Regions from separate parts of the Homo sapiens genome. Here region 2 is linked to region 1. Evidence: chromatin loops called from intact Hi-C (ENCODE). Cell type or tissue: HCT116. All regions are shown on one strand. Links, peaks and the distances in the headings refer to the core of each region. The heading gives the core; the rest is flanking DNA. Region 1 has its middle 45 kb from the start of LINC01562. Region 2 has its middle 48 kb from the start of LINC02808.

Region 1 (5,383 bases), core at 271-5,270:
AGGATTGAAATTGGAAGGGTATGTGGAGTCACGGGAGGGTGATTTTTAAAATGGGAGAAATAATAGCACTTGTGTGTGTGTGTTTATGTGCTTATAGGAATGGCCTAGTACAGGGTTTCTCAATTTGGGACTGACATTTTAGGCAGAATAATTCTTTGTTAAGAAGGGCCATCCTCTGCATTGTAAGATGTTTAGAAAGCTTCTTAGCATTCTGTCCACTAGAGGCCAGTAGTGCGCCCTGCTTCTTTCCTGGGTTGTGATAACCACAAGAGTCTCCAGAAATTGCCAAATGTCTCTTGTGGAAGGGGGATGGCAAAATTATTCCTGATCTAGTAATAAATAAATAAATAAATAAATAAATAAAATAAAAAATATTGGTGATGCAGAATATAGAATGGAAGAATTGCTGGGGGAAATTTCTTTGAGTTGATGGGAAGGGATGGAATCTACTGCATAATAAGAATGGGTCTGCTAGATCACAGACTGCATCCACATTAACAGAGAAAGCAGAGGTGTGAGCACTGATGTAGCTAGGAGTTAGATGGGGGTGATGGGAACATATGGAAATTCCCCTCTAGTTGCCTGTGTTTTCTCGGTAAAATAAGCAAAGTAAGCAGCTGGAAAACAAGCACTGAAAAGAAGGTAAGTCACCATAGCATTTGCAGGAAAAAACAAAAAAATCAAAAGGAGGTATTGAAAGTTTTAGGAGACAGGAGATCTCATGGAGGTCATCTCAGAGAATGAAACATAAAATGGACTGGAGAAATACGTTGTAATTGCTAAGCAGCTTTACTATTCAGCAGTAAAGACATTAAGCGTAGAGTAAGACTAATTAACATTGGTATGTATTTTTCTCCAGTCCTACTCCAGGTCTTGGTCCAGGTACTGAGTAAGCAGAGAGTTGGATACAAGCAGAACTGCAGATTTGCCAAGAGAGTACCATGAAGTGAAGGGAGCAAGGGAGTCCAGGGGATATGCAAGAGAGTGATTATAATGATTGACCATGATATTTAAGCTGGATATAGAAGAATTTGTGTAGGGGATGGAAGATTGTGAAAAGGAATGTGGTAAGATCATCAGTGGCATATAGGTCCCTGTGGGATTGGAAGATTGTTGGAGTTGATATTAAAAAAGTGAGCTGGAAATATAGAAAGTCAGAGGGTGGGATCCCTGAAATTGAAATTATGGAGAGACACATTTATTGGTAGGGACAAGGTCTAGGGTATGAACATGGTAGTGAGTTTCAGGGCAGGGTCACAAAAGCAGATACACAGAGACATAAGGTATCCAATTCTGGGGGCTGAGGAGTTACAGCAAGACCTTACTGCAGTAACTAACATAAAAGGTCACCAACTTCCACTCTACCTTAGATGATCAGCCAAACTATTTATGGGAACATCATCCCCCTTGCTAGTGAGTGATTTAGGGATGGCCAAGTGGACAAGGGAAAGTATTGTGGGGAGCTTCTGGAAAATACTTCCTTATTCTACAGAAAGAAGAAGTTCCTCTTCTTCCTCTGGATTTTGTGATGCTTGAAACCTCTGTAGCCATCCTGTTACCAGCCTGAAGATGAAGCTAATGGTGAAAAAGGCAGATAAAGGGAAAATACGTGGGCTCTTTTTTTCTTTTCTTTTCTTTTTGTTTTTTTTGAGACCAGGTTGTCCAGGCCGGAGTGCTGTGGCTCCATCACAACTCACTGTAGCCTCAAACTCCTGGGCTCAAGCTATCCTTCCACCTCAGCCGCCTGAGTAGCTGGGACTAGAGGTGTGTGCCACCACACTCTGTTAATAATAATAATAAAAATATATAGAGACATGGTCTTGCTATGTTGCCCACGTTGGTGACCTCCTGGCCCCAAGTGATTCTCCTCCCTCAGCCTCCCAAAGTGCTGGGATTATAGGCATGAGCTACCATGCCTGGCAGACAGGGACAGTATTTCATCCTGAAGAAATTAGAGAGCCAAGGGAAGGGTTTTGGCAGGCTAAACAAACAAAAGGTTTGTTTAGGTTTTGAGGATAAGCATTTTCAAAAGGGAAATTCTTTTTCTCTGCCTTTTCCTGTAAGTAAAATTCCTATTGATTTCAAAAATCTACTCATTCATTCAGTAACTATTTACTAAGCACTTACCATGTGCCAATGAAAGTTACAGGAACTTAGGATACAGTGATGGACAAAACAAACATTCCTGACACCATGGATCTTTTGTCCTGTTCAAGCCAGATAGTACCTTCTCCAAGATGTCTGCCTGAAGTCTCTCAATCATACTTGCTATTTCCTTCTGCTTTTATGGCGCATTGTACTATGTTAATGACATTTATTGTAGTCTGCTTCAAGTTGGAGCCATGCTTCAAATGTTAAATATCTTCCACACTACACCAGGGGGTTCTTGAGTTTAGTGTCTACGTTATTAAACTGTCTCCCAAGAGCAGAATTGGTTTGGAGCAAGTAGAAGTGGATCTTGGTTGAATGAGCAAATTATTCTGTCTACAGCCTGAAGGGGTTAGTCCTACATGGTGGAGCTTTTATTGCAGCCGCTGCCAGGCATTCATTTGGAGGAATTGGGAGCCAATCTGTCATGGGCTTAGGCGATCTGGGAGCTGTATAGAAATGACATTCTCAATGAGTGATTATTACTGATAAGTGATAACAAAGTTCATTTGTATGACTATGGGCATAATAGGAAATGAAGGTCTGGATAATTCTATTATGAAATTCAAATAGCTGTCCAGTTTAATGAATGTAAATGGCTCTTTGATGAAGACATGGAATGATGCCAGTGAAAATGGTGACTGCAAGTAAGAAAATTTTTCTTTGGTTTAAACTTCAAAGACTGAATAACTGGGTCTTATATTTGTTTCCATATTTCACAAATTATTGAAATTTAGAGGAAAGATCTCTGATTTTCTTTAAAAAAGGATTACTGTAAAAACCTAAAGCAATTGTTTCTGCTGGATGTCAAATAGTTGCTGTTGTGTTGCTGCACAACCAACAGAGGGAGCCCTTGCCATAGAACCTAATAACTTCCTTACAGAGTTTGTACATTGGTAGAAAGCCAATGGAAGAACAGAAAAAATAAAAAGAATAGAGGAGTTAAGATGTTAAACAATTTGGTTTTAAACTGTATTGTGAATCTGGAATCTCTTTTATGAAACTGGGTTTGGGGGATTACAGATATTTCAAAAGAGTGTGTACGTGTATTGGATTTTTTAAAAGCTCTTTACATACTGCCATAGTGATCATTTATCTTTAAAGCACACAATTATATTACTCTTCTGCTTAAAACTCTCCAATGGTGTCTTCATCACTCATATGACAAATCCAACCTTATGGGGTTGTAAAGATTAAAGCAGATAATATATAGCATAATGCCTGGCGCATAGCTAAATTATCAGTAAATTCTTAGCTATTATTTTTTACTACTGTGTCTTTTACTGTACTGATGGTTCAGACTCGATGCTTTCCAAATGGCCCCATTCCTACTCTGGCTTTAATCTGCTTAACTCCCTTCTTGTCCTAGAGGTTTCAGGACCTCAGAAATCTTGCCTCACTTACAGTGTGGGAGCTCTTTTGGTACATATCATATTGTAATGATTTGCTCACATGTCTCTCCGACTTGAGAGCAGAAGTCATATCTCATAAGTTGTTCTGTCTCCAGGGCCTAGTAATAGAGCAACCAACTGTCCAGGTTTGCTTGGGATTATTCCAGTTTTGTTTTGTTTTTTTGAGATGGGGTCTTGCTATGTTGCCCAGGGCTGGGCTCAAGCAGTCCTTCTGCCTCACCCTCCTGAGTAGCTGGGATTATGGGCACACACCACCAGACCCCAGGCTATTTTTTGTTTTTTAGTTTTGTTTTTTGGAAAAAAGGCAAACACATTTATTCTTTTTTTTTTTTTTTGTAGAGACGAGGTTTTTCTATGTTGCTCAGGCTTGTCTCGGACTCAGCTCAAGTGATCCACCTGCCTTGACCTCCCAAAGTGCTGGGATTACAGGCATAAGCCACTGTGCCCAGCTCATACAAATTTATTAACATGTACACAGGGAGAACCATAGAGTGATTACCCTGACTGTTCCAGTTTTAGCATTGAAAATCTCATGTCCCTGGAACTCCTCAGTTCCAGGCAAACCAGGACAACTGGTCACCCTACCACAGATTCTGATACATAATAATAGTTCAATCAATAAATTTGTTTACCTAAGCAAATTATCTTTGATGAGTCAGTTTTGCTTCCTGGGCTTAAGTCTGTCCAACTATAACCAAAAATTTTAAACAAGATAATGTCTAAGGCCTATTTCAACTCTGATATTTTATTTTATTTATTAATTATTATTATTATTATTTCTTAGGGAGATATTCTCACTCTGTCACCTAGGCTGGAGTGCAGAGCTGTGATTATAGCTCACTGCAACTTCAGTCTCCTGGGCTCAAGTGATCCTCCCGCTTCAGCCTCCTGAGTAGCTAGGACTATAGGTGCAGTAACACCACGTTTGGCTAATTTTTTAAAAAAATTATTTTTTATATTTTGAGACAAAGTCTTGCTCTGTCACCCAGGTTGGGGTGCAGTGGCATGATCTCGGCTCACTGCAACCCCTGCCTCCTGGGTTCAAGCGATTCTCCTGCCTCAGCCCCCTGAGTAGCTAGGATTACAGGCACCTACCACCACACTGCCTGGCTCATTTTTGTATTTTTGGTAGAGACGAGGTTTCACCACGTTGGCCAGGCTAGTCTCAAACTCCTGACTGCAAGCATGAGCCACTGCACCCAGTCCCCTTTCTTTTTAAAGACAAGATCTCACTCTGTCACCCAACTGGAGTTCAGTGGCAGGATCATAGCTCACTTCAGCCTTGAACTCCTGGCCTCAAGTGATCCTCCTGCCTTGGCCTCCCAAAGTGCTGGGATTACAGGCATGAACCACCACACCTGGCCTTTTAATTATTTTTACAGATGGGGTCTTGCTCCATTGCCTAGGCTGGTCTTGAACTCCTGGGCTCAAGCAATCTTCCTGCCCTGGCCTCCCAAAGTGCTAGGATTACAGGTCTGAGCCACCACATCCAGCCCAACTCTGATGTTTTATAACTGGATGTCACATTTATTGCCTGCCTTCACTCATCATTTTACTTTATACTCAGGAAATCTTAAATAGTCACCATTCTAATTTTTTTTAAAAAGCACTGCTGAAAATAGTCATGATACATAAGTAAAAAGTAAGATATAAATCTTATATATGCCATAATCCCAATTTTGTAAATATGTATATTTTTATGTTTAAGAGAAGAAAAGTGAATGCAATTGTGAACTTTTAAGTTATGGATAGTTTTTCCCACTTTCTGCATTTTCAAAACTCTCTACAATGATTGCATGATTTTATAGGCAGTCAGCAAGAGA
Region 2 (5,383 bases), core at 189-5,188, 820 kb after region 1:
TGTGGTCCCTGAGTGGCCAGTGCACAACCTGTGGTGTACAGAGGGCAGGGGGCTCCAAGGAGGGAGCCCCTAATGGTGCCTGGGGCAAGCATGGAAGACTTCCCAGAGCAGGTGGACTGGAGGAATGTAGTCTTGAGTGTTCCCTGGGCTGACTGGAGGAAGGTGGACCCAAGGGAGTTTTGGAGAGCAGAGTTGACAGGACATGAAGGTTGATTGGCCACGGGGATGAGAACAAGAGAAGCACTGGGTCTGGCAGAGTTTTTGGGCTTGGTTGGCTGAGGGCATGGAGATGGCAAAGTCTGAGGAGGGGAGAAGGAAGTCAGCTCATTTGTTGACACTTTGGGTCAAAGGTTTCTGTGGGACATGCAAGTGGAGATGGAGAGGAGGCAGCTGGGCATGTGAGTCTGTGCTCAGGTGAAAGATTTGGGCTGAAGACAGAGATTTCAGGAATTGTCAGCAGGGAAAAAGAGGAGTCTACTGAGGAGTCAAAGGAGATGTGGGCAGAGAGATAGGAGGAAAACCTGGAGCGCTGGCATCAAAGGAGCATGGGAGGTTTTTAAGGAGGGAGGGTTGACACTGCTTCAGGCTGCTAAAGGGCTGCTTTGGTAAATAGAGAGGTTTCCTTTCATTGCTTGTTTGGAAAATTCACTAAGCCTCTTCAGAGAGGGTGAGAAACTTTCAAGAGGCGACAAGGGGCCTTTGTTTCAGAGGAGTAGGGTGGAGGTGGAAGCCAGGGGAGAGGAGAAGAGCATTTGGGCAGGAGGGGAGAAAGCGAAGACTGTGGCGGCGATCTGCTGGCGTGTGGAGCCAGCTTCACTTCTGGTGGGAAGCTGCCAGGAGAGAGGAACTGGTGGATGAAGAGGTGCATGGGCAGAGAGTAGCTTTGGGCCAGAGAAAGGACTCTGCTTTTCAGAGGGGCAGAAGGACAGGGGCAAGGATTGTGGAGGTTGCTGGCCACTGTTGAAAAGAAAGCTGCTAGGGGTTGTTTTGGGGCCACAGTTGGCTCTGTGAATCAGTCTGGGGTCACCCGCTAAGAGTGAGTGAGGGCCAAGGAAGGAGGGGATGCATCAGGAGAGAGGACCATACGGTCACCAGTGGACACAGCAGGGGCTGACCCAGGGCTCCTTGAAGGAGGTCCCGAAGCTCACTCTCCTTTGAAGTGTTCACCGTCCCATGCACACATTCTTCTTGAGGTACATGGTTGAGAGGTGCAAAGGCATTGTTCCCAAGTTATTGTTGTTAGCTGAAAAGGCCAACCTGTATTGGGACGTTGCATCCCTGTGAGGGACTCCAATGCTACGAAGCATGGCAGCAGATCTGATTTAACGCAGCAGGGCTGATTGAATATCTGCTGTGTCTCAGGCACTGGAACACCAATAATTTCTGTCACTCTATGAAATAACCCAGTGAGAATATTATCATTCTCCTTTTCCAGATAACAGAACTCCCTGCTTGGAGAATCCTGTGTGCCAGGCTGACCCTTTGCATTAATCGCATCATTTCATCTTCTCACCCTGCCTTGTTGAGGAAGAGAGGATCATTATTATTCTCGTTTTGCAGATGAAGAGGTTGCGGCAGAGGAGGATGTTTAAGTACTTGACCTAGGGGCACCCAGCTGCAATTGGAGGTCAGGCTTTGGAGACCAGGTGCAGCCTTCCTCCCATAGCAACATGCTCCCTCTCCTGGTGACATCTGTTTGGCATGCTCACTATCCAGATATTTGTCCCTGACAGGCCAGAAATTGGGCGTGTGAGACATGAGCAGGACCGGATCCTCTTCTCTTTGTCCACAACAGGGATGGTGAGCACGTCCAACAGACCTCCCACCTGCTCTTCGCTCTGACCTTTCATTCCCAAGAGTAAGCTGCTTGAGAGCAAAACATGGTGTCAGCCCTGGGCCTGGCATCAGGCTGCACTCAGCAGGTAAATGTGGCACATATTTTAGCAATTGGGATGAACAGGCACTTTCTGTCCCGTGCTGAGGTAGAGGGTGAGGTGGAAAGGGTCAAATGACCTGATTTTGAATCCTGGCCCTCGTATTGCATGGCTGTAGGTCCCTGTGCTGTCATGCAATCTTACTGGGCTTCAGTTCCCCATCTGAAATATGGGGGAAGATTTTTTCAACAGCACTCCACAAACCTGGAAACCAAGGGTCCTCCTCCATGTAGGGATTCAACAATATCATTATCACCATCGTCATCACCATCATCATCATCACCATCATCATCATCATCATAATCACCATCATCATTGCCACCACCATTATCACCATCACCATCACCATCATAACTGTCATCATTATCACCACCATCATCATCATCATCACCACCATCTTCATTGTCACCATCATCATCACCACCACCATCACCATCATCATCACCACCACCATCATCATCATCACCATCATCATCACCAACATCATTATACCATCACCATCATCGCCATCATCATCATTATCACTACCATCATCATCATCACCACCACCATCACCACCACCACCATCACCCCCACCATTACCATCATCATCATCACCATCATCACCATCACCATCATCACTATCATCATTATACCACCATCATCATCATCATCACCACCACCACCATCATCATCATCATCGTTGGCGTTTGTTGAATGTTAGCCATGTGCCAGGTGCTGTTCTGGAGCTTTACACGTGTTATCTCATTTCATCCTCACAACCTTGTGAGGTAGATAAGAAAAGCAAGGCACAGAGAAGTTAAATAACCCTGCCAGTAGGTGCTGGTGCCCATGCTGTGACTGAAGGCTGGCCACGCCACCTCCCATCCTGTTTCTTCAACTATGAAACGAGCTCCTGTACTCCATGACACAGTGAGTGCCCAGCACCTTGCACATAGTAACTGTCCATATGTGCGGGATCACTACGTTAGTAGTGCTTCCTCCCTTTATCGCCCCGAGTCTGTCTCCCGCGCCCTTCTTTTTTCTGCCATCTCTTTTTAGTGTATTTTCTGTCCCTTTATATTCTCTCCCAGTCTCCTACCTTCTCCCACCCCATTCCCAAGACCCTCTCGGTTTTCTCTGCCTGTCCTCTGCTGCCCCCGTGTGGTATAATATAGAAAGTCAGTTCCTCGCGTGCCCCACTTTATCCCGGCCGCCGCGCACCTGGGTTTAACGCTGGAGGTGAGCGCTGGTAGATACAGGTGTGGACCGCCCTATGCATCCATGGGGCCGGGGCTGTGGGTTTGGCGCCGAGCCCCTGACTTGACTCACTCTCTGGATTTATTTTTACCTTGTTCTTGGTGCGGGGGACAGAGGCCTGGCTGCAGCCTCAGTTCCGAGTTAACAGCGGGTACTGACGTGCTCTTTCCTGAGCCTCAGCGCCAAAGGAGGGCTTTGGCCTGGGTGCAGGACCTCCTTTTTTGCCTCTAGAATTCAGCGAGATTTGAACTCTCAAGCCTTGTGCAGTTGACCCTACAGACGCCTCCCCTCATATGGTAACCGAGGGTTAAAATGCGTTCACAGAGGATTGTATTCACCTTCATGTCACAATGCCAATGAAAGACAGCCTTGGGATGTGAGCCCAATCTTCAAGTTCTTTCACATCACCCAGCCGCTTTTCAGAGCTTAATTATCCTCCCGTCAGAAGCCTGATGAACATCCTATTTCTAAACTGTTTTATATGGTTTCACAACATTTAGTTCTTTTATGTGCTTAAATATATTTTAAAATTGCACAAGCAATGCATGTCATTGTAGAAGATTAGAAAACATAGCAAAGGACTTCCAGTTGATGATGACAGGTTGGACATGTGGTTTTTCCTGAAACTCTACTAAAATGACAGCAAAGAGATTTTATTAAAATATTCAAACCCACAAGGACAAAGAGAACAACAGCGAAGACAGTAGCATTAAAATCTTCTTCTAGCTGTATTAAGGTATAATTGACAAAAATTGTATATATTTAAGGTGTACAACATGATGTTTTGATATAGGCATACATTGTGAAATGATTCCACAACCAAGCTAATTAACGTATCTGTCACCTCATACAGTTACCTTTTTTTTTTTTTTCTTTTTTGGTGTAGTGAGAATACTTAAGTCTTACCCTCCTAGCAAATTTCAAGCAGCATTTTGGAAGCTGGAGCAGAGAGCAACATTTGACGCAACAGACCTCAGAAAGCTGCATCTTACACCCTAACAGGTCTACATGAGCAACTGGGTTTACACTGGGAACCCCCAGAATACTCAGGCACTTCTAGAAGTAGGTTAGGCTAAAAACAGAAAGTAGTTAGAGCCCTTGATTCTTCTTCCTGCAGTCAGATGACACTCTCCCCCTATAATCCAGAAGACTAGAGGTTTATTTAGAGAGGATAAAACAGAGGGTCTGTGGCCTGGGAGGGGAGGTGCTTGGGAGTGGGAACCCTGTACTGAACACAGATTAGGTGAATGTTTATGTCCTGCATGTTCAGCACAGCACCCTTTTGCTGCCTCACTGGGCTCCTAGCACCTCCTTCCAGGCAGGAGACTGGAAGATGGTACTGAGTTGGTGTGGGGAGACACCCAATGAAATGGCCCAGTCAGAACACCCCGACTCCAGGGCTGCCTACTGTCAACAAACCAGACCCATGTGCACACAGTACCTGACCAGCTTTTAAATTTTCTCTTTTAAAAAATTTTTCTCCCTAAATTTCAGACAGGGAAAAAATTATAAGAATTCCTATCTACTTTTCACACCAGATTCCCCTAATATGTGCATTTTAAAAAATATAAGGATGCCCCTTTATCCCTTTACATGCTTTTAAACTTTGAAATGGGTTTTAGGCTGGGCGCTGTGGCTTATGCCTGTAATCCCAGTACTTTGGGAGGTCAAGATAGGAGGATGGTTTGAGCTGAGAGTTCAAGACCAGCCTGGGCAACATGGTGAAACCCCTTCCCTACAAAAAAAAAAAAAAAATTAGCCAGGTGTGGAGATGGGCACCTGGAGTCCCAGCTACTTGGGAGGCTGAGGTGGGAGGATTGCTTGATTCCAGGAGGCAGAGGTTGCTGTGAGGCAAGATCATGCTACTTGCACTTCAGCCTGGATGACAGAGTCAGACTCTGTTAAAGAAAGAGAAAAGAAAGAAAGAAAGAAAGAAAGAAAGAAAGAAAGAAAGAAAGAAAGAAAGAAAGAAAGAAAGAAAGAAAGGGAGAAGGAAAGAGAGAGAAAGAAAGATGGAGGGAAGGGAAGCGAAGGGAAGGGAAGGAGGGAGGGAGGGAGGAAGGAAGGAAGGAGAAGGGAAGGGAAGGGAAAGAAGGAAGGAAGGAAGGGACTTTGATTCAGGGCTATTATTTTATGTAACGAACTTATTTAGGTTTTGCCAACTGTGCCTATAATGTCCTTTAGAGCAGAAAAATTCCAGATTTTGTACT

What was found. Hi-C counts contacts between places; a loop is a spot of excess contacts. Peaks named below come from ENCODE experiments on the same cell type or tissue, not always from the same donor. Only the 100,000 strongest peaks of a DNase experiment are listed, where the experiment ranks them.
Region 2: it touches region 1 in a loop (16-fold over the local background); 22 of 110 quality-filtered maps call a loop at or near these places.

What each region holds. Positions count from the first base shown.
Region 1 is chr1:51,187,223-51,192,605 of GRCh38, reverse strand. No RefSeq gene overlaps it. Among named protein-coding and RNA genes, the nearest start is that of LINC01562, 45 kb to the left of the region's middle. In HCT116, for the core only: a CTCF peak has its summit at 2,981 (motif pointing right); a DNase peak (open chromatin) is centred at 3,015.
Region 2 is chr1:50,366,324-50,371,706 of GRCh38, reverse strand. No RefSeq gene overlaps it. Among named protein-coding and RNA genes, the nearest start is that of LINC02808, 48 kb to the right of the region's middle. In HCT116, for the core only: CTCF peaks have their summits at 1,504, 1,708 (motif pointing left) and 3,066 (motif pointing left); a DNase peak (open chromatin) is centred at 3,106; H3K27me3 peaks cover 1,955 bases.